Linked DNA regions of Mus musculus: region 1 is linked to region 2. Evidence: chromatin loops called from intact Hi-C (ENCODE). Cell type or tissue: gastrocnemius. All regions are shown on one strand. Links, peaks and the distances in the headings refer to the core of each region. The heading gives the core; the rest is flanking DNA. Region 1 holds the start of Maco1 (macoilin 1). Region 2 holds the start of Rsrp1 (arginine/serine rich protein 1).

Region 1 (13,609 bases), core at 4,290-12,289, 70 kb after region 2:
GAGGTGTTTCCTTGGGGGCTCTGTCTTGCAATGGGCAATGGGTCTCTCCTGTATTTTCTTTCCCTCTGCTTCCTGCCTATCACGAGGTGAGCAACCCTGCTACTTGCTGCCAGTATGGTGAAGCTTGCCCTTATCATAGACCCAGAATCAGCAGAGCCAATAACCATGGAGTAAAAACCTGCATCCTCACAAAGTCAAAATAGCAACTCTTCCCTCCAGGTTGTTCCCCTGAGTGGTAATGGCTAAGGTCCAGGTGAGGTCTCCATTCTTACTCTGGAAGATTGAGCACACCAAGGGTGTGAGCTTGCTCTAGGCCTTGGGTATGATCATTCAGTCAACACCTATGAGCTTTGGAGTCAAGCAATCTGGGTTCAAATCCTGACTCTGGAATTTATTAGCTCTGTGACCTTGGGCAAGACAATAAGTCTCTCTGGTTTTTGTCTTTGTAAAGTGTCAATCTCAGAAAGTTGGCGTGAAGAGGAAAGGAGGTGAGGGCTGGGGGTGTGCCTCATGTTTAGCTAGCATGTGTAAGGCCCTAGGTTTGACTTCCATCACCAAAATACAATTAAACAGTGTTTTCCGTACGCTTCTTTCAGGCGCCTTCCTATCCACACGGACTTAGACTCAACTCCCCCAATAAAACCAGAATTCTGGAGGCTGGCGAGATGGCTCAGTGGTTAAGAGCACCGACTGCTCTTCCAAAGGTCCTGAGTTCAATCCCAGCAACCACATGGTGGCTCACAACCATCCATAGTGAGATCTGACACTGTCTTCTGGTGCATCTGAAGACAGCTACAGTGTACTTAGATATAATAATAAATAAATCTTTAAAAAAACCAAACAAACAGAATTCTACAGCACAGAGTTGGAGGCCTAATTGTCAAAGCAGTTTCCAAGCAGCAAGGTCTTTTCTACAGCATTTTAACGTGGTGACTAAGAGTCCAGGCTGTAGGGGCAGATGGCATGGGTTTGAATCCCAACTCTTTCACTTACTGTGTGAAAGGGACAGGCTAAGTGACATCACCTCTCTGTGCAGAAAGCCTCTAACCTACATTATGGTATCAATAGTAATCTCCCCTTCACAACAGGGTTGCGAGAACGTCTATCACCTACAGAGCTTCAGTGGGAAGTGCCTGGGCAGCAAGATGGCTCAGCAAGGGTTAAGCTGTTGAACCTTACTTAATCATCCTGAGACTGATGACCCAAGCTTGGTCCCCCAGGACCCAAGGGGGCAGAAAGAGAGAGCCAATCCCTTCAACCTTGGCCTCTGACCCTCGGTCCTTCCCAATTTCAAAAAATAAATGTAATCTAAGCGCCTTGGCGAGCTGTGCGCCACGCTAAGCAGACTTCCCAGTGGGAACGTGTGGCAATACATCCCACCGATTTGCTTTGTGGGGCATCTGGGCTGTTTGCAGTCTCAGTGCCTTTCCTGTTGCCCACCAGACAGGCTCTCACATAACCCAGACTGGTCTCAGATGCTCTCTAGTCAAGGATGGCCCCAATCTCCTGATCTTCCTGCCTCCGCCTCCCACTTGCTCTAATTACAGGCTTAAGCCACCATCCTTGCCACATTGTCTGGTTCTGAGTGCCAAGGTGAGCTCCCTTCCTCAATAGGTTCCCTGGGGAGAAGGGTAGGCATGTGTAAGTCAGCTGTCTGGGCTTTGCTGGGTACAGAGCTCAAGACAGCTGGGGCCAATGCTACCCAGTGCTACCCACTGGAAGCTGCAGAGGGAAATGCCATGCCCGGGGTGGGGTTGGGGTGGCAAGGCCTCTTCCTTCTTTGTGAAGCAGGATCACTCCAACTCTGTTCTGAGCTCAGCTGAAAGCCAAATGCAAGTCCCAGCTTCTTGTCCTCATGATGTGTCAGGAAGGACAGGCCTAACTTCTCATCTGACCTCGCACCTCTGTTTTGAGTTTAGACAGTTGTTATTGGTTACTTCTCTAGCTTCTGTGACAAACAAAAACAAAATACCCAATAAAAGTGGCAAATGGGATAGGAAGTTCCAGAGGGGAAACCTGGAAAGGGAATCACATTTATAATGTAAATAAAGAAAATATTCAATAAAAGAAAACAAAAACAAAAAAAGACAGGAGTCAGAGCAAGATAAATAATTTAGACTTTGTGGGCAAAATGAACTCTAACACAACAATTCAATTAGCCATTGTAGGATGAAAGTCATCGTGGATAACAAGTAATGGCTGCGACACTGCATTTCAATAAAACTTTATTTACAAAAAGAAAAAAAAAAGTGGCAGAAGGAAGGGAGGGAGGAAGGAGGGAAGGAAGGGCCAGCTTCTTATGGTGGCTCACAGTCTGTGGTATGGTCCATCATGACGGGGATGCCATGACATCAGCAGCTTGAGGCAGCTGGTCACACTGCATCCCACAGTCAAGAGGCAGAGAGAGGCGAATACTGGTCAGCTCACTCTCTCCTATTTATTCTGCCTGGGACTGGGACGCCAGGCCATGGAATGGTACTGCTCACATTCAGGGTCGGTCTTTCTATCTCAGTTAACCAAATCTAGAAACTTCCTCATACACAAATGGTGATTCTAAATCTCATCAAGTTGACATTCAAGATTAACTACGGAAGTGGCAGACTCTTGTAGCCCAGGTTGGCCTTGAACTTCTGATCCTCCTACTTCCACTATTCCCTGCTTCCATAGGTACTTACCAGAATACCTGACTTAGGAGAGGCAGGAGAGGACTTTGTACATACCAGGCAAGTGCTCTACCCAGACCCTAACCTACTTGAGAGCATATCATCTCTCTTGTTAATCATCTGTGAGATGGCCACTGCTGACCCCCTCTGCTTTTCAGATGGGTGTTGAAGCAACTGAGAAGGGGTGGGGTATGTTCTCAAAAGACACTGCTATAAGTCGCTTACTTTCGTGCTCTCTGGATCTCAAGAGGCTATCTCAGGGCTTGGGGGGGGGGGGGAAGGGGACCACTTGGCTAAAGCCCAAGAGACTAGTGACTTGTTGGTCTGAGAAGCATAAAGGAAGAACTTGGAGAAGGAAGTCCTCTTTGGGCCTGTGGCCTGTCCCTCCACTCATGGCAAGAAGACCATTCTCTTGGGTTGACAACATGGCTCTGTGGGCAAAGGCACTTGCCACCAGGTGCGACCACCTGTGTTTGATAACTGTAGCTAACCTATAACAGCAGAAAGAGGAAAGAGCGTTGGTCTATACATGCTGTGCACAGCCCTTTCCCAAATAAATAATATCTAATCAAAATACATTCGTGGGGGCTGGAGAGATGGCTCAGCAGTTAAGAGCACTCACTGCTTGCTCTTGCAGAGATTCTGAGTTCAATTCCCAGCAACTACATGGTGGCTCACAATCATCCGTAATTGGATCCGATGACCTCTTCTGGTGTGTCTGAAGACAGCTACAGTGTACTCATATAAATAAAATAAATAAACATAAAAAAAAAGAACAGAGTTTTCTTACCTTCTTATCGCAGACACTGTACACCAACTCTGGTTGCCATCAGCTTGGCAGGCTCAGAGGTTTATACCCCCCCCCCCTTCGTGGGCTGGTGCTGAGCTACCGGCTCCATGAGGTATGATGGTCAGGGACCTCAGCCTTCTGTAAAACAGAGCTAATACCAGGCTAGAAGCAGCTCCAGAGTGGATTCTGGCACAGAGTAGACAGGTGACACAAGGACACAGAATAAGGGGTGTCCCTGGAGTCCCGAGCCCAGGCCCTGGTAAGCTCAACAGGCTAGTTGGGTTACCTGTCCTCCATAAGCTGATTAAGCAGACACATTAATAGAGAAAAAATCAGATTTATTTTTCTGGCCACATTGTGGAAAGGGACAAAGCTATCCAGTGATTCCCCCTTTACCCCTCCACAGGTTCAAATTCAGTCCTAACAAGAAGGCCTACAGAGAGCCAGAGGTGTGCAAGAGATACACAGTCTGGGTCAAGAGGCACTCCTGCCCACCCTTGACCCAGGATTGTCAGCTCAATGCTCTCCAACAAGGTGCTCTGTGAACTTGTAAAACTTCCTTGAAGCCCCTGTTCTGGCTACCCTGGGCCTCAGACTTTTTTCTCCTAGCCTAGTTTATTCCTGTGGGATTCCAATTTCTTGGGGGCTACTGTTTTCCTAGTCTGATGAGTCAAGGCTGCAATTGAGCAACCCTTTGGAATATCCTCACTCCTGCTGAGCCAGTTACAGGCTGGGCCGGAAACCCACACCTCCAGGCGATCTGATGGCTGCTTCTCAGCCATCACTCTGAGAGCCGGTCCAACCTTTCTCTGCTTGATTTAGGTTCGCCACAGTAACCTTGGCCACACCCTCCTACTTCTCCTAGCAACAGCACATTTCTCCCTGCACAGTTCTGACACCTCTAGAGCACCCTTGCTGGGAACCTGGTGGCAGGCTGCACTGTGAGCTCCAGGAACTGATGCGTCTGCAGCACTTGTGTTGTTGGTCCTCTGAATCGCTCATCTGTCTAATCTACAGTGGGAGCCCAGGGAAGACAAGCCGAGCAGAAGAAAGTGCGGTTGCTGGGCCCCCAGATCCAGAACCTTCTTGTCAGGGAGGAAGGATGTTCATCACAGTGTCTAGAGCCAGGACCTAAGCAACTATCTGCTCCCCTCAATGCATTCATGTCGCCAACTGCCTGTACTTCCTTTGTGAATCAGTCTGCAGCAGCTGAAGTCTTGGCTACTCCAGACATTCTGTTTCTTTCCTTTCTCAGTGGTGGACAAACCTGGGCAAAGCTTCTAATGCTTCCACATCTGGTATTACTACGCTGGAGTAGAGGTCAGAGAGGCACACGTCCAAAGAGCAGTCACTTGAGAGCAAGGCATGGTGGTGCACACCTGTAATGCCAGCCCTGGGGAGGTTGAGGCAGGGGGAACTCAGCAGTTCAGAGGCCAGCCTGGGCAACACAAGGAGACCCTGTCTTCAAAGGGGGAAGAAAAGAAAACAAAGAACAGAGCTGGTTAGGTTAGCTTGTGCTTAAAATACTGGTTGGTACTTTGGAGGTTGAGACAAGGGGGTATTTGCAAGTTCAAGGTCAGCCTGGGCTGTAAAAGGAGACCTTGTTTCAAACTTCAGGGTCCAAAACAAAAACAAACAAGTAAAGCAAACAACAGAAAGGGTTGGGTAGGGGGAAAAAAAGGAGGAAAAAGAAAAGAGCAGGGAGTTGCTTCAGCAATAGCATGATGCTGGGCTCTGAGGGCTCATTATCCTTCATCCTTAAGGCAGACCTCAGTGTAATCAGAGGCTCTGAGGGATTCAGTAACTTGCCCAAGCTAGTAAGTGGCCAAACTGGAATTTCAAGCTTGCTCTTAAACAGCAGGAATCCTTGCCATTTTTTTCAAAACTGCATCTCCACAGGGTATAGATTTGATCCTCCATGGTGGACGGACAAGCTTCACCCTAGCTACTTTAACACACTGCCAGAGACGGTGTAAGTGGGAGAAAGAAGGGAAGAAGGGAAGAGCAAACTGGTAGCTGGGTTTAAAACAGAGCACGTAAGCCTGCATGGTGGCACACACCCTTAATCCTAGCACAATGGGAGGCAGCAGAAGGTAGATCGCTGTGAGGTTGAGGCCAGTCTGGTGTATAAAGCAAGTTTCAGGGCAGCCAGAGCTACAGAGAAACCCTATCTTGAAAATCAAAGAAATACACACACACACACACACACACACACACACACACACACAGAGAGAGAGAGAGAGAGAGAGAGAGAGAGAGAGAGAGAGAGAGAGAGAGAGAGAGAGAAATATGATCCTGGTGTATAGACCAAGTTACAGGTCAGCCAAGGCAAAGCAAGAAACCTTGTCTCAAACCAACCAACCAACTCAAAAGGATTGCTTGCTTGAGTGGCTCACAAGAGGAGAGTAAGTTCCCATGCTAAGACTCTGGGTACCATCAACACTGGGTTTCCCTTCCAGGTACCAGGGAAATCTTTGAAGGCACTGATGGGAACTTAAGAGCTTTGGAGTGATGTTGACTAAGATGGGTGACCACTGGCCAGGAGAGGTGCCTGTGGTCCCAGGGCAAATCAAGATGGCATCGAGTTACTGGACATATAAAAAAGTAAAAGTGTGCTAGATGACTGGGGACTCTAGTTACTGAGGGGGTGAGGTGGCAATGCCACTTGCTAGGGCATTCTGCAACCTCTTAAAGAAATCTTTATAAAAGGTTGTAACAACACGTAAAACGAAGACTCTGATATGAAACCAAATGTCTACTATGTGCTCGATTCTATTTTATAGAAATAATAACAACTAAGCAAGAAAATTGTGTAAGACATACACTAAAATGCTTCTGCCAGTAGTCAGGAGCCACCAGTGATTTGCTTCCTATGGCTACTTTCCCACACTTCCCCGGTTTTGCTATTTATTTATTTATTTATTTATTTATTATTTGTTTGTTTATATAAATTGTTGGTACATGTTACAGCCTTGGCGGTCTTCACTTCGTAGACCAAGCTGGCCTCGAGCTCAGCGATCCACATGCCTCTGCAGTGCTGGGATCAAAGTGGTGCGCCACCAACAACGCCCGGTAGTCTTTGCCGCTTAAAAACCAAAACCAAACTTATTTAGGAACTGTGTTTGTGTGGGCGTGCGTGTGGGAGGTCAGGCGGCAACTTGTAGGAGTTCCTTCTATCCGCCCACCACGTGGATTCCCGGGTTCGAACTCGGTCCTCAGACTTGGCAGCAAACGCGTTTCCCCGCTGAGCATCTCACTTGTCTTTTTGCCGTTCCGCCCTCACCGGTAAGCTACAGAGCTAGTGGGCGGAAAGAGCAAACGACCGCCTCACGCAGCCTCTGAGGCCGGGGAGGAGCCCGCGGAACCCTCAGCCTGCGCAAACCTGCGGACGTGGAGCCCGGCCACGCCGCCGCACACGCCCCCGGCAGCCCCGCGCGGCGTCGCGCGCACCCGAGGGGCCGCCCCTCTCTGGTGACGCGAACCAGGGGCGGACCCGCACAGGCCCCGCCCCACCACCTCCGATTGGTCGGCGCGCTGTCACCACGTCGCGGGAAGCTGGCAGGGTGTGTGTGAGTGTGTGTGTATGTGTGTGTGGTTTGCTTTGTCATTCGTGGCCCGGCTGACGCGGCCGGTATGGCTGCGTGCTCGGCTGCCCGCAGAAGGGGCCGCGGCGGCGCTCCCGGGACGCCCTCTTACATAAGGACGCGGCTGACTGAAGCACATGTCAGCGCAAGGTCCCCACACGCAGCGCACCACGCCGTTCGGTTCTCACACGCCAGGCGGGAGCCCGCGGCGCCGCGCCACACGGTGTACGCCGACGTGGGCCTCCCCACGGCGAGACGCAGCCCAATAACCGCGAAGCGTACCTTCGCAACAAGGCATAATATAGGATGTTATATTTATAGGGCCTATTTATAAGCCTCTATTTAACTCTTTTCTGATAGGCCCGGCCACGCGTCTAGGCCTTATCCTGATTGGTGTGTCCTTCTGTCCTTCAAAAAGGCGGGCTTAAGGGTCCGTGTTGCCTCAGCGGGCACCGGGATTGGCCGTGCGCGGCGCGGCGGCGCCTTCGATTGGCTATGCGGGCCGTCCGTCGCGGCAAAGGAGGCGGGGCGGGCGGCTGGCTGGTGCGGGGCGGGCGGGCCCCGGAATTGTCATTTCTTTGTTTCCGAAGGCGGAGGAGGCTCGGCGCCCCCCTCCTGGCCCCCTCCCCCCCGGTGCTGGCTCCATGTCTGTGTGACCGGCCGCAGGGGTAGGATTCAGGCCCGACGCGGGGCGGGCGGGCGACGGCGGCTGAGGTGAGAGGCGGCGGCGGCGGCGCGGCTCGGGCACCGGCCCCCCAGCGGGAGGATGAAGCGGCGGAACGCCGACTGCAGTAAGCTCCGCCGCCCCCTGAAGCGGAACCGGATCACCGAGGGTATCTACGGCAGGTGAGCGGCGGTGCCGGGCGTGGGCCAGCGGGTCCCGGGCGCCGCTCGGAAGGGGCCCGGCCCCGTTATGTAACCCCCCGACTAGGCCGCATGCCCGCGCCGGGGGCTCTCCTGAGGCGCGCCGCCCGCGGAGCGCCGGGCCAGCCAGCCAGCCGAGGGTCCGCCCCGGGCCACGGGGTGTGGCGAGGGCCAGGCGGAGGGCGCGGCGGGCGCGGGCGGGAGCCACGGGGCCGCCGTTGGCGGTGGTGTGTCGGGGGGAGGGGCGGCACCCCCGCGGCCCGGAGCCCAGAAGCCCGGGGGTCCCCAGCAGGCTGTGCGCTCGGTCCCCTACCGAGCCCGGGTCACGCTGGGCTCGGGGGTTGGCTGCCCGAGGCTCGTGGACGCGTGCGGCCGGGCGAGCGAGCCGCCAAAGTTAGGAGCTGCCAGGGGCGCGGGACCCTCGGGCTCGGGGCGGGGCCACGCCGGCTACTCTTCTGCGCTCTGCTGCCTCACGGGGTCCCCACCTTGGCTCGGAGCGCCCAAGGCTGATACCCCCAGATCGTGCCGGTGACACCGCTCCAGACCGCGGCTTTTCTCAGTTCCTCAGCAAACATTCTGACAATTGCAAGCAGATATTTTGCAGGGATTCTCGCCCAACTCAGGTTTGGGGATTTTTTTTTTTTTTTTAAATCCTCTGTTCATGAAGGAAAGTGGTGTCCCTTTAAATAGAAATTGAATCCACTTCTCCTGGACAGAAGGACAACAGGTTCATGGGGCATTTCGGTGACTGTCACAGCTTCCCCAAGCCCAATTTGTGTGCGGAGGTTATTTTCTGGAAATGCCTATTTCCGAGGCGAAGTAATTAGTTTACGACAGAGAGTGCTCAGCATGCGGTTGAAGGCTTTACTTGAGTCCTCTTGGCGCCTTACGGTTTAGGTCTTGCTGTGAATCTTGGAGAAAAATACAGGCGGTAGCTGATGACATCCAAGTTGTAGCATAGCTGTACACCTTACACATGCGGTTGTTTACACGTGTGAAGTGGCTGCCCTCCACAGGCAGGTGACTTACCTAACCATGAAGGGGGATTCTTCAAGTTTAAAAGGAGTAAGAAGTCAAAATCCTAGGCTAGATGATACGTAAGGAGCCACGGATCGCATCCATTCATTCAACAAACGTGAATACTATTTGCTCAACAGTGTTGGAGTCAGTCAGGACACAGCTGTTAGCAAAACCGATGAACATGGTTGTTGAATCAGATGTGACAATAAGTAAAACTGAAAAAGCAAACCCAAAATTTTCTGGCAGATTGAATGGGTGGAGGCAAGCCTGCGTACTATAAATTCTTGAATGAAGGAAGGCTTTTTTCCTTAGCCATTGAAAACATTAGAAGAACTTCCCATTAATAGCAGCGCAAGAATAGAAAATAGAAAAAGTGTGTTAAAGTTGGCAGGTTAGGACCCTGTGGTATTTGAATTTCTATTCACAGTCACAGAAGATGAGCCCCCTCATGACAAGATTGGAAACAGCTGTGTTGTTTGCCTGATTTCTGGTGTATTTTAGCTTTTTTCCTATTTAAACAAACACCTGGTTTATGACTTGTAACTCAGCAGCGGAGCAGTTGACATGGAGTTCCTCTTTTAATGAAGATCTATTGTTATACTAATGGGCCTTACTTAGCCTTTGAATTTCCTTACCCTAAAGGTTAATAGTAAAAACACTACGTCCATCATTCAGTTTCATGTGTAAAACTTCAAAAACCTAATTGGTGCTTCAGCTCTGTCTGCTCTCAGCTCTGTTGGGCTTTCTTTGTTAAATGTCAGTAAAGGAACATAAATATATGTCTACCTGTCTTTTTTGTTTGAGGCAGAGTATTTCAGTTCCCATCTCTGTTTCTTTGTGTTATGGAGTACCGCAATGGGAAAATCATACGGTGTTTTATCCCCTTTCCGTTTTTAAGGACTGTGTTGGAAAACTTCCAATATTTGTTAAGAAAATGGAATGAGTGGGCTAGTTATAAATTAGGACATTTGAGGATTCATGGATATCAAATGTCTGTTGATCATCAAATTAAAGTCTGTATTCAATTCTGTTTCATGCCATCTATTGCCTGTTTTGTTTCTGAACATCTGGCCAATTTCATCTCATTAAAAAGGAGCCCTCTTCCCAAGGGCTGTGTTGACAATTTTGATATCCACTGTCTAGTCTTCTGTTTCATAGCCTAACCTTCCATGGCGTACTGTGTTCACGCTTCTCTTGTGCCTTGGCATGTGTGAGGGAGCTGCTAAGATGAAAAGCACTGGACTGCAGCCTACCAGAGACCTGGGCCAGACTCAAAGTCCCAGCCCTGATGCTTTGGACGAGTAGAACATCCACTACTTTGAAGCTCACTTCTCCCACCCGTTAAATGACCTTTGAAGATATATAAATATACATGTGCATATACAAACACAGTTTGTTGTGGAACTCCTTATAAATTCCAATGCTTTATTCAGACATTTTTTTTACCATATTATTGCTATTATAGCCTATTCTTTAAGGAGGCATGAAAGGCCATTAGATTTGACCCAATCAAAAGCCAAAGTTGACTAATAATAACACGGGACCACTTGCTGCTCAGTGCTGCTTTAAAGCAATGAATCTCAACCTTCCTAAGCTGAGACCCTTCAATACAGTCCCTCATGTTGTGGTGACCCCCAACCGTAAAATTAATTATTCTCGTTGTTACTTCATAACTAATTTTGCTACAATTATGGATCATAATGTAAATACCTGTGCTTTTTGATGTTGATGGTTTTAGGGCACCCCTGTGAAAGGGTCATTTAACCCCCAAAGGGGTTGCAACCCACGAGTTGAGAACCACTGCTCTAAAAATCCTGGTGCTTTAATCATGGGCAGCTATTTCTGAGGTGATTGTCAGAGGAGATCTCTCATTGTCAATATCATAGCTCTGTTGGAATTCTGTTTGAGGGCCAAGATGCTAGGGAGTGTTAATCTGAGGTATTGTATTAATGCTGTATATATGTACATATATATACACACATATATACATATATTACATAGATATGCATATACATATATAACGTGTATACATACATACAGATATGCATATACATTATATATACACACACACTATCTATATCTATATCTATATATATCTATATATATAGTGAGTCCCGGATTCTGGTGGGTTCTTCTGCTCAGACCTGGGGAAGTGCTTCTGGGTCACCGCCGGCTGCCGGCTCTTGGTACAATGAGGAAAGTCCTCCCCCCTCCCCAAAGGGTCGGAGCACTAGGAAGGTTGAGAACCATTGTTTTTTGTTTGTTTTTTTGTTTTTTTTTTTCGAGACAGGGTTTCTCTGTATAGCCCTGGCTGTCATGGAACTCACTCTGTAGACCAGGCTGGCCTTGAATTCAGAAATCTACCTGCCTTTGCCTACCAAGTGCTGGGAATAAAGGCATGCACCACCACTGCCCGGCTTAAAGATTTATTTATTATTATATCTAAGTACACTGTAGCTGTCTTCAGACAGCACCAGAAGAGGGTGTCAGATCTCATTATGGATGTTGTGAGCCACCATGTGGTTGCTGGGATTTGAACTCAGGACCTTCGGAAGAGTAGTCATTGCTCTTAAGAAGAGCAGTCAGTGCTCTTAAACGCTGAGCCATGGATCTCTCCAGCCCCAAGAATCATTGTTTTAAAGCAGCACTGAGCAGCAAGTGACCCCATGTTATGATTAGTCAACTTTGGCTTTTGGTTGGACCAAATCTTATTTCCTTTTATGCTTCCTTAGAGAAATATATATACATATATGTACGTACATACTGTGTGTGTGTGTGTGTGTGTGTATGTATATATATATATATACATACACATACACATATACATATATATATTGTATATGTACAGTACTATATACACAAACATGTCCATCATCTAAAGATCCAAATAGTCTCTCAAAAATGTTATTCCAGTCAAGTTAATAATTAGGATTAAGAGGAAAGAAACAGGGATGGTGTTTTTGTTATTACTAAGAGCTGCCATTAAGTGTAATTAAAAAAAAAAAATAGCTGAGTTACCATAGAACCAAACAGGTAGGCAGTCACTATTCAGGTGTTAAGTGGATAGATAAATACATAAATATAAGCTAATACAGTCTATTCATAGAAAACCTACCTTGTAGAGCTGTGGAAGCTATAGGATAAGACATACGTCTCAATTTTCAGGGATTTACTGTCTAGTAGGCCGAAGTAATACTCTTAAATTTGTACAGTGGCTTAGAGCTTTCAAAGAAACTAGGGTTCTGTTCAAGTAAAAAATGTTTCTGTTGGATCAGACTTCAACTTTGTTGTAGTTGTTCACCTGACCCATCAGCAGCTGGTTTCTCCCTGTGCTATTTTATGAAATAGACAGTTGTTACTAAGAGAGAAAATGCTTTCCAACTCAAATGAGGTAGACTTGAAAATTATGAAAGCCAAGTTACTAATAATGAAAACTCCTTAATTACTACACATGGAAGTTCCTGGACTCCTGGCTGTGAGTCCCTCCTCATGCTGCCCTCAACACCAGTCAGTGCACTGGGCTTGCTGCTAAGCATCTCAATACAGTGCTGATTCTCCTGGAGGGGGACTGCCTGTTGTGTGGTGTCCAACTCTCTGCGTAGGTCACCCTATCTCTTCTAAGACTTTAAAAGAGGAAGGTATTTAGGTAAAAATATGTTAATTATAAGATGTGGGCAGAAATATACTAAAGTATATTTCAAGCCTCTATATTTAAAATTGTTACTTAAAAGAATAGAGTAAGAATTTTAATTCACATGTGCATGTCCAGCGTCAGGAAATGGTTTTCTGTCTCTGTTTCTGGTGGTTGAAGCTTGCACCTCTTCATTGTGAACTTACAGCACTTCCTATATGGGGCTCCACTTGAAGTGGTGCCTGAAGCTTACAGTGTAGTACTGGACCTGACAGCACAGGGCTTTAGGACTGCCCTGCATGAGACTCTCCTACCTTTGTTTTCACAACAGTCTCCTGGTCTTCCAGGTTAGAAGCCACCAGTCTTTGCACCCTCCTTTCCTTTCCAGTTTCCTTTTCCAGACCCTTGTCTACACAGCACTGTCTCTGGAGGATTCACTCGGTTGTTGTTCCTGCCTCTTTAATGATGTTTTCTAAACCTGGCTTTAGATTCCTTTGGGCTATGTTTATTAAAGTCACTGGAGGCTGGCTGCCTTGATTGTACATGTGTTCTGCAACTGGAACTCCAGATTCCAGTGTCGCAATCTCACAGCCTGCAAGCATTTCTGTAATCTTGGTAGGCATTGACTTTAACAGGCCGGACCTGTCAATAAAGGACCCAGGCACAGGCTCTGTATATTTTAGAGACTCGCTGGGAAGGGTGAGTGTAATGAATAAATCAGTGTTCAGATAAACACTTAGGTTCATTATTTCTATAAACTACAATTAAACAGATTGTCACACTCAAATGTTTGTGTTTTAATTTTGTGCCTGTGGAATATTTAGGAAAAAAAAACTTTCCTCCAACTTCCAGTATGATCCTTTACTGTCTTAGTAGTTTTGGTAGGTTAGTTTTATTAGGTGTTTTGAAAAGCCCTTTAGTGGCCTGGAGAGATGGCTCAGTGGCTCAGAGCTCTGGTTACTCTTGGCAGAAGACCTGGGTTTGATTCTCAGCACCCACATGATAGCTCATAACCAACTGTACCTCTAGTGCCAGGGAACCCAGTGCTCTCTTCTGG
Region 2 (16,568 bases), core at 4,606-12,605:
CCACAACTTCAGTCACAGCCGCCATTACAGCCTTCTCTCTACTTCCGTCAACAACGCTGAGCACTTCCGGCGGCCTCTGGCCCGCGGCCCAGACTCAAGCCTTCCCGATGGCGTCAGTTTCTTCCGGCCTCTCACGCTCCTTTTAGTGGGAGGGACTGACGCGTGGTATGGCTATGCGCAGGCGCAAACGGGGCGGGGCGGGGGCGGGGCCCGGGAGGGACGACAAGGATGAGGAAGTGCTCCGAACCTGTCACCACATAGAATGGGACGCCTGGTTGGGGACTGCGTATCCTGTCACCAGCTCTAAAGAACCTTGTCTCTCTTGAATTTAATCCGCATTAAGTCCCTTCCATAGAGTAGATAATTTGCTGATGTTACTAACTGTAGAAGAGCAGGGCGGGCCCCATATCGTTCACTCTCACATTCCAGCACCAGAGCAACTACTAAGGTCACTAAGATAATTCGGGAATAAGACAGGGATATATGAAACGTGTACCTTTCAAAATCGACGACTAATTAATTTTAGAAATGAAAAAGCCATCCCACGTGTAAAAATAGCTGGGTACAAATCGGCTGTGGTGGCATTCTCCTAGCGTCTCAGCCGGTGGAGGCAGGAGAATATCAAGTATGAGGCTTGCCAAGGCTACACAGTGACTTCTAGGCTAGCCAGTGCTATAAGACATGGGATATCTAAAAGCTTAAGCACTGGCAAGAAAAAAATGTAAACTGTGGGCAATTCTCTTTTGAGTCCCCCTCCCCTGTAGGAAGCTACTTCTCAAGCTTAATAAAACTTGGCTTGCGCCTGGCAGTGGTGGCACACACCTTTAATCCCAGCACTTGGGAGGCAGAGGCAGGCGGATTTCTGAGTTCGAGGCCAGCCTGGTCTACAAAGTGAGTTTCAGGGCAGCCAGCCAGGGCTACACAGAGAAACCCTGTCTCGAAAAACCAAAAAAAAGAAAGAAAAAGAAAGGAAGGAAGGAAGGAAGAAAGAAAGGAAGGAAAAGAAAAGAAAAATCCTGTCTCTGGATTAAAAGAAATGAGTGAGTTACTTGGCTGGAAGAAGTGAGGCAGGTGAGTTGAGTCTAACTAGCACACAAAATCCCCACAAATCAAATGGAAGGCAATACATACCTCTAAATGAGGAAGTTACAGCCGGCCTATTTCTTTTTTTATGTATGGGGTTTTAGCCTGCATCCATATATGCACCACCTGCATGCCTGGTGCCGACGGAGGTCAGACTAGAGTTATGGTGGTCCTGAGCCACCATGTGGGTTCTGGGATGGAAACATCTTTCCACTACAGCCAGTGCTCTTACCTACTGAGCCATCTCTCCAGTCTGTGCATTTCAGTGTAGCAGCCAGGCTTTGAATCTACTGGGACTAGTTTCAGGCAGTTGATAAAATGTGTGCCAGGAACCAAACTCGGTGCCTCTTACAAGAGCAGCCCACACTCAACCACTGAGCCATCTCCATCCTGTGATTATCTTCTCATGTCAGAGATGTTTCATTTCTATAATTGCAATTTTATATGTAAACTAGCATATACTCAATATGCCTTGACAAATCTGTCACCACCTTCAGTTGCTGTCACTGTCGTCCTCTGAATCACTTTTAATATGTCTTTGTTTCTTGAGTCTCCCTATACTGTCTGCCCGTCCTGGAACTCACTGAAGACCATCCTGGTCTTGAATTCAGAGATCCTACTGCCTCTCGTGGGATGAAATACCTGTGCCCTCATTAGCCTCAGCTAATCTTCATTTTCTGATCCTGACTGCTACCTCCAGAGTTCTGGGATAACAGACCTGCACTACCACATATGTTCTATACCTTGCTGGATATTTACCAACTAGGCTACATCTCCAGCTCCTCATTCCTCCTTTAAAAAACAAAATCTCACCAGGCATGGTGGCGCACACCTTTAATCCCAGCACTTGGGAGGCAGAGGCAGGCGGATTTCTGAGTTCAAGGCCAGCCTGGTCTACAGAGTGGGTTCCAGGACAGCCAGGGCTACACAGAGAAACCCTGACTCGAAAATCAAAAAAAAAAAAAAAAAAAATTCCAAGTATGGTGCCCCACACCCTTAATCCCAGAACCTGAGGGGTTAGAGGCAAGCCTGGACATCCAAGGCTATATGAAATAGACTGATTCACTGCTACCTTAAAGAACGGCCAAAGAAAGGGATGTGACCAGGAATACACATCTAGATGATTGGATTTTTAAGTTTTCTGTAGGGTGAATCTTTGTTTTCAAAGGATGCTGAGTCCAATTGCATGCTAATGATAGATAGGGGCATTCTTGCCACCTATACTCTTTGGGTGGTCTTAACCAGACACAGTGGCTCATACCTTTACTAACAGCACAAGGACAGTCGAGGCAGGAGGATCTCAAGGCCAGTTCAGGACCAGCCTGATCTACAATGAGTTCCAGGACAGCCATGGCTATGTATATCCTTACTCAAAGCACAGTAAAACCCAAAAAGAAAAAAAGAAAAGCAAATTTGCCTTTGTGTATGTGGCCCCTGGGCTGCCTCCAGAAGGGCTAAAATACTGTTACTGATGCTGGGTTCACAGAAACTCAGGAAGCATTCTAACCAATTGAGCTACATCCCCAGCCTACTATTTGTACTTAAGAGGCAGCTGCTAGTCACACTACAAATTGTGATGACAGGGAATTTAGTGTTTAAATAGACAGTGGCTCATTTGTTGGGAAATGCAAATACACAGGCTGGCTTTCCTGTCAATTTAACACATTTGAGGACTGAGACTTAATACTTTCTCATCCCCATTTCCTGGCAAAGCTCAGGAAACTTTCTGCCCAGTAGGGAATATTGTTATTCTCAGTAGACGCTGGACAAAGCTCAGCTTACAGGGTGAAATCCTCCTGCCTGAGGCACCCACTAGTAGGTTGTAACTCTAACAGGGAGGTGGAGGTTGAGTTCTCACCTGGTGTTCACGACCTAACCACGCCTGGGGTGGAAGCTCCCTAAACTAAGACCAGGGTTTTCAGTCTCTTGGGTGACAGCAATGCTAGCACTGCCAATCCTGACAAGCTCGATTCTAACTTCTCCTTAATCTGGTTGGTTACTAATTCATATTCTTTTTAAAGGATCGCTTATTGGCAAATTCCCAAACAAGATAATGGGAACTTTCAAAGTGTAGCCAAGTTGAAGCCATTAATTTCTAAAGCATGAGATCTTTTGATACTGTCAACAGGAGGGATTTGGGTTTAACAGTCTCACTGTCCTAGAGCCTGCTATGTAGATCAGACTGGCCTTTAACCTCAAGGGTCTACTTGTTACTTGTTTCAAGTGTTAAAATCAAAAGCATAAACTACCATTCACAACTAATGCTGTCTTTTAAAGGTCAGTCTTTTATTTATGTGTATCAAGTTTGCCCACATGTGAGTCACACATCCCATGGAACAGAACGCTGGGTCCCCTAGAATTGGAGTTACAGATGATTAAGAGGAGTCTTAGGGCATATTCCAATACCAGCCCTGAGGGGATACACATTTAAAGAAAAAAGAAACCAATGTCCAACCTCCCTAATGCAACACACAAATGTCAAAGTATGAATTCATAAACCCTGTGTTGTTTTCAGGAAGGTTTCTTCTTCAGATGTAGACAGACACATTCAACATCCATAAAAATCAAGACAAATAATAAAAAGTTTATTAACAAATATACAAAATTCAGTGTACAACTGTGTCTTTAAAAAATTCACCTTTGTATATAAGCAATTCTATACAATACTTACAGATATATACAAGATTCCCACCTGTATGCAATTCTCTGGGTCATCTGTGTCCTCCTATCTTCAAGAGAAACCTCAACCATGAACGTCCCCATTAAGTCTCTTTCTGTAATGGATTTTAATCACATTTACTGCTGTGATCACTCAGGCAGACGATCTAATGCTGGACACAAACCCCTCAGTAAAGTGCAGTTTTGGCAACCCCAGCCCTTAGTTTTCCTTTAGACAGGTATCCACAGTCCGTAAGGACTTTTTTTCTTATCTATTTTTGGTGATCCTGAAGACTTCTCTTCAACAGCAGCTTTAGTTGTTTTCTGCAGTGGCTTTGCTACGGAATTCTGTAAGACAGTAAGTTGAAATCAACTTCAGAGGTTATCAACACACACACAAAGCCTACATAATAAAATACCGGACACCCAATTTTCAAGAATAATGTTTGGGTTCACTTACATTGGAGCTGAAGGCTATGTTTCTTTGTGTAGAAGACTTTTCACTGGTATTTTTAGTTGCATCTTCAGTCTGCTTTTCTGAATGCTAAAGAGGAAGAGAATTTTAAACATAGCCTTAACTTTTAAAATATTGTATTTAAAAAAAAAAAGCCCAACGTACACAAATGTAGCTGTAGATACACAAACCAAATTCCATCTATTGTCACAGTTAAAGAGCTAATCAACAAAAAAAGCCTGTTTTCCAATTAGCCAGAATGACTTGGGAGGCGCAGTTCCCCACGAATACCCGACTCCTGTTGTAGATATACCTCATTTTGAGTAAGTACAATAAAAAATGCTTCATCTAAAGAAGTGAGGCTTTTGCAATCCACTCATCAAGGAGCCCCTCTTTGCCTGAGCAAAGACCAGGCAGCCCCTGAGGTCTCAGCAATGGACAGACAAACCACCTTCATTATAGTTATTTTTTACCTTATGTTTCTATAAAGCAGTTTCTGAGACCAAGTCTCTTGTATCTATCCCCTAGCTGTCCAAGGACAGCCTCCCAAGTGCTGGGATCATAGGAGCGGGGTACTAAACCCAGTCTACACAGTGCTGGGAGCTAACCCCAGGTACTATGCACCCTGACAAAGTTCTCTACAACTGAGTTACATCCCAGCCCAAATTATTAACCTTAAGATCCAGGTTTAACTTATATACTGCAGTGTGCCAATGCACACCCTCTGTAGTTCTGGAGAATCGTAATAAACTTATCTGCAAGGGAAGCAGGCCTCTTCTTCTGTAATCTCTCAAAACATCTGGAATATATTGCATATATCATGTGAAGGACGTCTAGATCACAGATGCCCACCATGACAGTGCCTCTAGGCTGCTGAGCTGTCACTGCCTTACACAAACAGTCCCTAGCCCAAAACTCTAGCATGCACACCAACTCCCTTCAACAATGGCTAAGCTTTAGTCTGTAAACATAAACTCTGACACTTGAACCCATCATCAATTACCAACAGATTTTCTTCATCACTGTCTGGAGACCACATTCATGATTTCTATAAGACAGAAATAAAGCAGATAAACTATACTGTATGCTGAGCACAGACTTGGGAACATAATGGTGTACATGAAAACTACTGACAACACTCCAGTCTCTAGAGACTAGAGGGAGAGAAAGTATTACCAACAATGTACTGTTTTTACTGTAGTGTAAAGAGCAAACCAAGTGTCCAAGTGTCGACACGAAAGTAGTCCATCGTCTCCCAGTTTCCTGTGAGACAGGCTGATACTTGTCAGATTAAGGTTTTGTTCTGGACAAATGATATAAAGAACCCCAGGAGGGTTGTGTTCACTGGCAAAGGGTAATAAATGCTGGCAGCAGCTTCCTGAAGGCACTTACCTCCACCTTTGGCCCACTGCTGGAAACAGCTGTCCCCTGGCTTGCCTCCTTGGCTCGGAGACTTGCTGGCAAGTCGAAGTTGGCTGTTCCCAGAGCTTTTGCTGCGTTGGCTTTTGCTATTTCTAGTAGCTCCATTCGATCTAAGGGCATTAAGACATTCGTTATCCTCTACTAAGTACCTCTCCTAAAACAATGTTTTTCTCTTTATATGTAAAGCAATTCTAAAAAAAATCCCTTTATAGTGAGGAAAAAAACCCAACTTTCCTTAATTACCTCAACAAGTTAGTTTTGTTCTGACAAACAGCCCTATTTTGCCTTTTCTTTAAATGTTTATTTCTGTAAACTGAAGTGTTTGATAAACTTTATAGCACAGTTATCTAGACTACTAATCTTGATACAGAGTCTGCACACAAGCTCAAACTTACCTACTTTGTAACATCAAATTGCCATGTTACTTAACAGAAAGGCCAGTCAAAACCCATTTTTGAGTAAATCATGAAAAAAAAAAATGTGTTTTGACTTCACCCAGCTAGTAGGAAAGAGTGAGCCTCCTCTCTCTTGACCACCACAGCCATAAATGGACTTTAGTTCAGGTTACTGCACCGGTCACATCCGGCATGGACTTTACTCACAAGGTGAAAGGAAATACGTGAGAAACTATATTCTACCTAACTACTAACTAAACAAAAAACTCTCTCTCACTTCAAGAAATCTCAAAAGACTTCCAGCACCAAAACAAACGCAGGCCTAGATGTTAAGATGTCCTGGGCCTAATCTTACGAAATCCCAGCTAAACTGCTCAACCACATGACTCCCTGGCTGACTCACAGCGCGCTGAGGAAGTTAAACGCGGGGAGGAGCTGGGGAGGTGGCTCGGTGATAAGCGTCCAGAACTCAATCCCCAACACCACCCCCACCAAGGGCACAAACCTCAACCTGATAAAACGCACCTTTCTCACTCAGGCGAAATGGGGTTCTACTCCTGCTGCGCGACCTGGTTCTGGATCTTTCCCTCCACCTGGGGCGATCCTCGGGGTACACCGTCCGGCCGAAGCCGTAGTAGCGCCGCCCTCTAGTGATCGCGTAGTACGACCACCGGTGCTGCGACCTCCCGCGGGAGCGCGACCTGCTCCGGGAGCGGTAGGGCGACGGCGACTTGTAGTACCTCCGCGGCCGCTCGTAACGGCTGTCGCGGTGATAGCGGTGGCTGCGGGAGCGCGACCGGCTGCGTGAGTACGAGCGTGAGTAGCGCCTGTACTTGCGCTGGTGGCGCCTGCGGGACCGGGATCGGGACCGTCTGCTCCTCCGCGGCCGGCTGTGGCTGCGCGAGGACGAGCGGCTAGAGCTGCGGGAGTCGCGTCGGGAGCTGCGGGACGAAGAGCGGCTGCGGGAGCGCGACGACAGGCGGCTGGAGCGGCCCGAGCCCGAGGTGGACGGCGAGGCTTTCTCCTGCGGAGAGCCGGGCCACATGTCGTTCACGTATTTAGACATGGCGGCCGAGGACATGGCTCCCTTCTGAAAACGGAGATCGGTCCGCAAACGCAACGGCGTCTAGGAACTACAGAGAAAGTCAAGAGTCTATCATCCAGGTGGGGCGCGCAGTGCCCAGTGCGCGTGCGCGACACCCCAGGGCGAACCGGTCCCTGACCAAGCGGCCCCACTCACCTTAAACGGATGAAGAGCTCGCGAGGGCGAGAGAGGCCAAGCGGGCACCTTTCTCTGCGACCAGGAACCGAAGCGGGCGAGGTTCCCGATTCCAGCGACCGGAGAGCACAGGAACCTCCACTGCCAAAGTCCAGACTGGGACTGAGCTTAGTGGCGACGTCAGCATCGAAAATACTGGAAGCTGGCGCCGAGCATGCGCACAGACATCCGTGCGAAAGGGCGGGTCCCACTCTCGTCCAATCGCCAAGCGATGTTGGCTGCGCCTTGGAGACACGCATGCGCGTCAGTTGTCACTCCACCAACGGCCGCGCCTCCTCCCCATCCCCCACTCCCGCCCGCCTTCTACATCCGGGTATTTTGAGGATTTGTTTACTTCAGGGTTTTTTGTTTGTTTGTTTGTGGGGTCCTTGGCTGCTTTTGGATCTTGAGTTTTTTTTTGAGACAGGAGCTAGCTGTGTACCCCTGTCACGCCTCGAACTCGCGGCAATCCCCATGTCTCTGCTTCTCAGCTAGGGGGTCTGCGCCACCACGCCCAACTTTGTTTTTCTTTGTTTGGTTTGGTTTGGTTTAGTTTGGCTTCCTTTCCTGCTTTCGATTTTGAAATTCGGGAAAAGGAGAGGGTAGCAAAGAATTTAGCCGGCTCAAAAGCTGGATCAAGGACACAGAGGACAAGTCGGTTCCCGTGCCTCGGTCGTCCCCGGGTCATGTGTCGTCCCCTCCCTCCCCCAGCCGCTGCCCAGCTTCCCTTCTTGGCTCCTCCTATGGTGGAGATTGGGAGGGGTATCCCTGGACCCCGAAGATATAGTTTTAATTTAGAAAGGCTGCTTTAACGGCCTTGTTTGAGCTAATTAAGGTAATTTGAGGTCGAGACAGGAATTCCAACGACCACAGTTGACCTTTGAGGAGCAACAGTGATCCTTGATTGTGTGTGTGTGTGTGTGTGTGTGTGTGTGTGTGTGTGTGAGAGAGAGAGAGAGAGAGTAATTTGTGTGTACAGGATGCCACCGAAGACAGAGCCATTGTGGGCCACCAAGTATGGGGGTGTTGGGAACCCAGACTTTGTGCTAGGCAATGCAGCAAGTGCTCTTAATAGTAAGCCATTTCCTGAGCCCGATAGGTCTGTTCTAAGACAAGTGTGATTAGGACAGGACATTTAATCTTATTTCCAGGGCAAATTCCAAACACTCAATGTCATGAGGCATATCTGACCTTGAAAACTGTGGGTAAGTGAACAGCACTGAACGAAATAGCTATTTCAATATTGGGAGATGGTGTTCTTAGAAATTAGGCAGGGTTTTACAGAAGCTCTGGATTTTAGAGGGAGATGACAGAAATAAGGACTCTTTGTTCGTGCCTCCTTCCTCCTCCTTCCCCAATATACAGCGAAAGTGAAGAAATAAAAACCTTACTGTGGCCACCAGGATGGCTCAGCAATAAAGAATGCTTGTGGGACTGGTGAGATAGCTCAGTGGTTGAGAGCGCCGACTGTTCTTCCAAAGGTCCCAAGTTCAAGTCCCAGCGACCACATGGTGGCTCACAACCATCCATAATGAAATCTGATGCCCTCTTCTGGAGTGTCTGAGGACAGCTACAATGTACTTACATATAATAAATAAATAAATCTTTAAAAAAAGAAGAAAAAAATGCTTGTGGAGCACTACTGACAACCTGCAGTGGAGTGGAAGGAGAGAACTGACTTCCAAAAGTTGTTCTCTAACCTCCAGAAGCCCCCATCCCATCCCATCCACCAATGGTAAAAGTTCTCAAACTGCAGGAGCTGGAGAAACAATCAGCAGTAAAGAGCACTGACTCCCAGGACCCACAGGACGGACGGCTCACACCCATCTGGACCTCCAGTACCAGGATGAGCACCACTCACCAACACACATCCACACCGTACAGACCTGGGTATAGGCAGAAGGTAACAAGACCCCAGATCTCAGCCCAACTGACTCCATAAAGGAAGTGCCGTTCAGCCCATAAAACCCAGCACCTGGACAGGGATCTTATGTGCCAAAACAAAACCAAAAAGTCCTATCCAAGTCCATAGTACTTGGAGAGTCTATAAATGTACCAACCTTGCTTTTTGGTTTCTGGACTTCTGCTTCTGGCTAAGTGTTCTTATTAACTAAACTATATCAACCCGGGATATATAAAATTTTTTGTGTGTAAAAGATCACCCTGAGAAAGGCTCAGGGCTACTCTGGCATCCCAAACACCCAGTGGAGTCAATAAGCAGCAAATAAAGAATTTCTAACCTGGGCAGTGGTGGCGCATGCCTTTAATCCCAGCACTCAGGAGGCTGAGGCTGAGGCAGAGGCAGGCGGATTTCTGAGTTCTAGGCCAGCCTGATCTACAAAGTGAGTTCCAGGACAGCCAGGGCTATACAGAGGAACCCTGTCTCCAAAAACAACAACCAAAAAAGAATTTCTATTGACTTAAATTGTCTTCTCTGGTGGATACCCCATAACACAAAACACCCATACCATAGATTAAATCCTTTATAAAGACTGTGGAGAGTTGAGGTGAGAGAACAACATAAACCCCATGTGTCTCCATGTAAGGACCAGGCCTGATTTCAGAAAAGGCCATAAGGCACAAGCTTCAGGGATAGACCATAAGTCCCAGAAACTAAGTCATAAGACCCAGGCTCTAGGAACAGACTGTAAAATCCAGAATGAGATCATAAAACCTGCTCCCAAAGAAGGGCCTGTGGGGGAGTTGGCTGGAGAGATGGCTCAGCAGTTAAGAGCACTGACTGCTCTTCCAGAGGTCCCGAATTCAATTCCCCGCAACCACATGGTGGCTCACAACCATCTGCAATGGGATCAGATGCCCTCTTCTTCTGTGTCTGAAGACAGCTACAGTGTACTCACATGCATAAAATAAATCTTTTTTAAAAACCTGGGGATAATCATAAATGGCGAAATATCTGTGATGTGCAGCCCTATTTCATCACATGGTTGAATGTTCATGGCATAGGAATGCTGACCACTGACCACCTATGAAGCCCTGGCAACCACCGATGAAATTTAAAATTTTTAAGGATTACTTCTAGAGAGTTTTCCAGGTTCCCTCTAAGAAGGCCTGCATGCCTCTGTCTGGGGCCGCCATTTTAGAATGGGGTCGCCATTTTAGAGAATGCTGGTTGTTTCTGCAGAATAAATGCTCTCTGTTTTTGCATACTATCTGAGTCTGTGGTCTTCCTTCAGCGATTTTTAGACCCTTACAGTGGAAGTGTGATCCCAGTAGCTGAGTTCTTATGCAATGTCTTTTTTCTTCTTCTCATTTTGTGACGGCCTGCCTGTAATCCCAGCTGAGGCAGAGGCAGGAGGATTCTCTGGATGCTCTTTAGTAACTGCCTACCAAGGACTCTTGCTGACTGTTCTCAGGAAGCTGTGTGGGCAAACAGAAACCCAAGTTTCACCATTTACAAATGAGGAAGCAGCTTTGCAGGGACAGTTAGTGAACCTGCTCACGTTGCAGTCCTAGGCTTCCGTTTTTGCGTAAAAGAGGCTGCAGGAGCCTTTGCAGACAATTCATAGTATCTGTCAAGTGTGTGCCTGAAAACAATGGTGACCAGAACTCTCAGGAATGGTGGCAAACACCCAAAATCCTAGCTCTTGGGAGGTGGAAATAGAAGAATCAGAAGTTCAAGCTCAAAGCCAGCTGGGTTCCATTAGACTATGTCTCAAACAAAGGAATTATTAGAAGAATTCTAGAGGCCAATCTTGAAACAGTGGGAAACAGGACCGACAGAGTGTTGGTGTCTTGAATACAGTTAACTGACTGGAGTTAAAGCTGCAGATGTTCCCATCCCCGGGGCATCAGGAACTAGAGGTGAAACCGACTGATGAGAGATCCTCCACTTAGGATCGAGCTTCTGGAGGAGCCAATCGGAAGGAAGGGGAGGCGGAGCTTACCAAAGGGAATTTAATAGGTTTAAACGTGAAAGATGCTAGGTGCTCTGAAAAAGGATGCGACAGACCCAAGAGTTCAGGAACACTGCACAATCTTTACCAAGGCTAAAATAGGGATGCGGGGTCCAGGGTAATGCTAACAGAGATAGCTCAGCAGCTAAGAGTTTTTGGTGCAGTTGAGGGATGTCTGTGTGTTCAAGTCCAGCCTGGTCTACAAAGTGATTTTCAGGACAGCCATGGATACACAGAGAAACCCTATCTTGGAAAAATCATGTGCTGCTTGCTCTTCCAAAGGACCCAAGTTCAGTTTCCAGTACCCATGTGGTGGCTCAGAACCATTGGTAACGCCAGTCTCAGGGAATCAGACACCTTTTGACCTCTGAAGGCACTAGACACACATTTTTTTTTAACTTTTGTTTGTTTGTTTGTTTTTTACTTTTTTTTGTTGTTGTTGTTTTTCAAGACAGTTTCTCTGTGTAGCCCTGGCTGTCCTGCAACTTGCTCTTCAGACCAGGATAGCCTTGAACTCACAGAGATCAGCATAAACTCTGCCTCCTGAGTGCTGGAATTAAAAGGTGTGTGCCACCATTACCTGGCTCAGACACATTTTTAATTAGAAAAAGAGAGATAAGACCTCACACCGAAGCTGTTGGGTTTTTTTGTTGGGTTTTTTTGTTTTTGTTTTTGTTTTTGTTTTTTTGGTGGGTTCTTTTTGTTTGTTTGTTTGTTTGTTTTTTGGGTTTTTTTTGTTTTTTGTTTTGTTTTGTTTTTTGTTTTTGAGACAAGGTTTTTCTGTATAGCCCTGGCTGTCCTGGAACTCACTTTGTAGACCATCTGGCCTCAAACTCAGAAATCCGCCTGCCTCTGCCTCCCAAGTGCTGGGATTAAAGGCGTGCGCTACCACCACCCAGCTGCTTGCTTTTTATTTTTTTTTAGACAAAATCTCATTCGTTGGACTTTACCAGTAAAGACCAGGACCTAAATGCTGGGTGAAGGCCTGGTAGCTCAGAGGCAGAGAGAGCCCCCCTACCCCCCGCCCCGCTGACCTTCCTCCTCTAGAGACTTTCCAGAATGATTCTCCTCTCTCACCCAAAAAACTTTCAAACTCAATGTCCTCCCCATCTATTTCCTGTATGCCATCCCCATCCAGCACCCTGGCTCCCTCTTATGCTCTACAGTTTCGTTTTTCTAAATAAGCTCATGTTGGCTTCCTGTCAGCTGGCTGCTTGCCCCCGCTTTAGACCCGAGGTTAACCTCATTTAGTCCTGTTTACAAGCGTCAATCAGAAAGGGCTGGGATCAGAGCTGTGTGCTAAGGATGAGCCAAACCACACCTAAGAACAAGTTGTTCCGGTAAATAACACAAGCTCAGGGCTCACAGTGTGATCAAATAACCTACAACAAACAGGCTATTCTGAAAGGGACAGGCGGGCCTCACACTCGCATCAACACATGGCCATTATCAGTACACTCGGTCAGAAGCAGAGATGGACACATCAGGCCTTGCCAGCTTTTCAGAACTCGTGGAATAACAGCAAATTCAGAAGCTATGAGTTTCTTGTCAGGAGGCTGACAGGTATTAACTGTGCTATCTCTCCAGGCCTACACGCAGGCTCCTTTATGCCAATTTTCTTTTTTTCTTGTTTAAAGGTTTGTTTGTTTGTTTGTTTCATATATGTGAGTACTCACTAGAAGAGGGCATTGGATCACAGTACAGATGGTTGTGAGCCACCATGTAGTAGCTGGGATTTGAACTCAGAACCTCTGGAAGAGCAGTCAGTGCTCTTAACCACTGAGCCATCTCTCCAGCCCATATTTATCAATAACACTTTTAACTGCTGAGCTATCTCTCCAGCTCCTCTTTTTTTTTCTTTACTTTTATCACAGGGTTTCTCTTTGTGTATTTCTGGTTGTCCTGGAACTTGTTCTATAGACCAAACTGGCCTTGAACTCACTGAGATCCTCCTGCCTCTAGCTCCCAAGTGCCAGAATTAAAGGGCATGGGTCACCACTGCCTGGTCTTTACAACAATCTTAACTGCTAATAATAACTCTCAGTCATACAACACACAGAATGCAGTAAATCTATATATGTCTGTATGTAGGTTACAGAAGGCCCACAGAGGGTTAAAGAGGTCATAGCTGAGTCTAAGGTGTTTGAGAGACACTGAAGAAGAGATAAGCAGAGCCGAGTGTGGTGGCACAGCAGTCGGGAGGCAGAGGCAGGCAGATTTCTGAGTTCGAGGCCATCCTGGTCTACAAAGTGAGTTCCAGGACAGCCAGGGCTATACAGAGAAACCCCTGTCTCAAAAAACTGGGGGGGGGGGGGGGAAGAAGAAGAAGAAGAGATAAGCAGAAGGCTGATAATAGAGCAGATAACTCCTCTGTGGAAATAAGATAGTGAAGCCCTGTTGGAGGTCTGTTGAAGCTCAGGGCGGGGCCGAGCTCCCAAGTCAAGATGCAGGACTATTGAAGCCAACAGGGCAGAGGAGGTGAAGGGCAGGACATGGTCCAGATGGGCAAAGGGACGGGTGGATGCATGGCAGAACTGCACAGATGGTTGGTAATTCTAACAGCCTACCTCAACAACATGGGTAGCCAATGGGTAGCCAAGAGGAACTGAAAGTGGTGTCTGCATATTCCAAAGAGGATTTTAACTGCTTGTCTCAAGAATGCCAGTCAAACAGAGATAGGCAGTAAGTGGCTATTTAGCAGGGCTATTTAGCCCAGAATAATCTCGCCCTGGACCTGCCAGTCAGACTTGCCAGTCAGGCTTGTAGGATGTTTGACCTAAGTACAGGTCTCTTTTGGATAGCTTCCTTCATAGTCTCATGGAGTACCATGCACAGGGGCTGAACCCACTCATATAGATTGGTCTGTATAACAGAATAAAAAATGTCCCCCATCGTCTTGGATATTTGGATATTTGGTTCCCAGATGGCGGCGTGGTTTGGGGAGGCGTAGGTGGTACAGCTGAAGGAAGTATGTGACTAGGGGTAGGACATGAGATTATAAATCCTTGCCCCATTCCAAGTCTCCAGCCCTACCTCATGCTTGGGGTTGAAGATGTAAGCCCCTAGCTTCCTGCTCAAAGCACTGTGCCGGTCACCTGCTGTCACATCCCTGGCCCCATGATGGATTCCTCCCTCCAGAACTATATTCCAAATAACCTCCTATAAGTTGCTTTGAGTGAGGTATTTTATCACAAAAACAGCAACGTAACTAATACAGCCAGTAAAGAAGTAGAGACAACGCAAAGAAGAAGGAGCTTTGGCTGTTTGTCCCTGTGGACCGTGGCCTGCCCTTCACCTCCACTGCCCCGGTGGCTTCAATAGTCCTGCATCTTGACTTAGGAGCTTCACCCAACCCTGAGCTCTACCCAGACAGGACCCAATAGCTCCAGCAGACCTCCAGCAAGATTTCATTGCAGAACTTAGCTTCGTAGAAGCTTTACTAAGAGCAGTTAAAAAATATGAATAGACATTTAAAAGTTTTCATTAAGATCTGCATTTGGGTTTGGTGGTGGTGGTGGTGGTAGTGTGGGCCTTTAATCCTGGCCCTTGAGAAGCAGAGGCAGGCAGATCTCTGAGATCAAGGCCAGCCAGCCTGGCCTAGAGAACAAATTTCAGGAAAACTAAGGCTACACAGAGAAACCATGTTGGGAAAAAACAAAAACAAAAGCAAAAGACCTGGAGAGATGGCTCAGAGGTCAGAGGTAGAATGTCAACTTAGCATGGGGAGGTCCAGAATAGCAACTAAAGAAATAAATGCCTACATGCACACACATGTGCACACACGCGCGCTCACACACACACACACACACACACACACACACACACAGGGCTGGGGGAGCACTGCCTGACCTTGAGACATTAACCAGTCTTTAGCCAGTCACAATAAACCTTTAATCTCTAGGGCTAAGAAATGTGTCCATTTAAAAATAGGTCCTGGAGTTGCTGGAAAGATGACGCGATGATTCAGAGTGCAGGCTGTTCTCTCGACGACCCAGGTTCAGTTCTCTACACCCACACGGTAGCTCACAACAGCTGTAATTCCAGTTCCAGGCACCTCTTCTGGCCTCTGCCAGCACAGTGCACAGTGGCGCACAGATGTGCATGCAAGCAAAATACTCATCATGTAAAACATGTAAAAGTTAAATAGGTTATGGGTCTAGAACCTGGACTGAGTGGTAGAGCCCTGGGTTCAGGCACAGTCGGGGGGGCGGGGGAGGAGGGAAGGGGGGTTGTGTGGAGGGGGTATTGTATAGTTTCAAATACTAATCAGCTAATTCCCCCTCTCAACAAAAGCTACATAGATTTCATGCTGGGGACCGGAGAGATGATCCCTCCTGCAAGGCAGTGAGCCACCCAACCACCTTCTGTGCCACAGGCTCCTGACTACCTGCCACCCACGTGAACATGAGATGACAGCAGGGCCATGCCAGCCCTCTTAAAGTCACCATCGGGCCGGAAAAATGGCTCAGCAGGTAAAGCAGGTACTTGCTGCTAAGTCAAATAACCTGAGTTTGATTCCTGGGACCCATATGACGAAAGGAAAAGAAGGACCACTCTTGGAGGGTGGGTGATCTGTCTGATCTCTACACAATGACAAGAAGAATACATTTTAAAAAGTGTAACAACAACAACAAAACCAAACAGTACAGGTGGACTGTTGCCTCCCTTCCTTGGTCCCATCCCAGAAGACAGGCTCCACTCTAGCATTTCTCACAGTGACAAGGGAGTCCGGGTAACCCACAGACTTGTCGGCGCGGTGGGCGTGGCCCATAGGCTGCACCCCAGGGATCCGCCCTTCGCTCTCGATCCGCATGCGCACTGACTCGGGGGCGGACCGGCACATCGACATCCGGGAGTCTGATTGCCTGTGGCTGTTTTGTTTTCTTGCAGAACTGGAGTAAACCGAGGCTACCAAACGCGCCGCGACTCCCAACTCCGGACTTGGACGTGAGTGCGGACGGGAGGGCGGAGCAGCGGGCCGGGCTCGAACTCGCGGCAGTGGCCGTGCCCCAGCTCCTGGACGCCGCCGCCGCCGGGGCTGAGATCCCGCGACCTGCGGGGCCGCTTCCTGTGGCGGGGACTCTTCCCCAGAACTGTGGAGCTGGGCACGCTCATCCGACGGTGGCGCGTCGGGGTTCGGCCCACGCGTAACCGCGCCCTGTTCCTCCAGTCTGCAGGGCGGGTCTGCCTTTGAAAATGTCAAAGAATTGTGCAACGAAAAATGGACTCGGGTGGGCCATTGGGGGAACCGACAATTACACATAGTGGGTTGCTTTTCTTTCCAATCATTAGATAAAAACGAGTGTATTTTCAGACCCGAACTCATCACAAAAGTCTATCAGTTTTTCCCTTTAGCTTGTTTAGAGGCGGCTAAAACTGAAATC

What was found. Hi-C counts contacts between places; a loop is a spot of excess contacts. Peaks named below come from ENCODE experiments on the same cell type or tissue, not always from the same donor. Only the 100,000 strongest peaks of a DNase experiment are listed, where the experiment ranks them.
Region 1: it touches region 2 in a loop (2.6-fold over the local background); 3 of 42 quality-filtered maps call a loop at or near these places.

The regions. Positions count from the first base shown.
Region 1 is chr4:134,847,312-134,860,920 of GRCm38, reverse strand. It overlaps Maco1 (macoilin 1), which reads left to right and starts at 7,576. Exons shown (of 11, transcript NM_025382.6): 1 at 7,576-7,883. The coding sequence starts at 7,804. In gastrocnemius, for the core only: a CTCF peak has its summit at 7,768; DNase peaks (open chromatin) are centred at 6,963, 7,518, 8,276 and 8,805; H3K4me3 peaks cover 3,156 bases; H3K27ac peaks cover 3,740 bases.
Region 2 is chr4:134,914,452-134,931,019 of GRCm38, reverse strand. Rsrp1 (arginine/serine rich protein 1) reads right to left here and starts at 7,395. Exons shown (of 5, transcript NM_023665.3): 1 at 7,253-7,395; 2 at 6,538-7,145; 3 at 5,588-5,727; 4 at 4,202-4,285; 5 at 3,650-4,089. The coding sequence starts at 7,093. The coding sequence ends at 3,973. It overlaps Tmem50a (transmembrane protein 50A), which reads left to right and starts at 16,104. Exons shown (of 7, transcript NM_027935.2): 1 at 16,104-16,131. It overlaps Syf2 (SYF2 homolog, RNA splicing factor (S. cerevisiae)), which reads right to left and starts at 40. Exons shown (of 7, transcript NM_026780.3): 1 at 2-40. The coding sequence starts at 25. In gastrocnemius, for the core only: no CTCF peak of the experiment used is centred there; DNase peaks (open chromatin) are centred at 5,623, 6,733, 7,480 and 7,946; H3K4me3 peaks cover 4,322 bases; H3K27ac peaks cover 6,719 bases.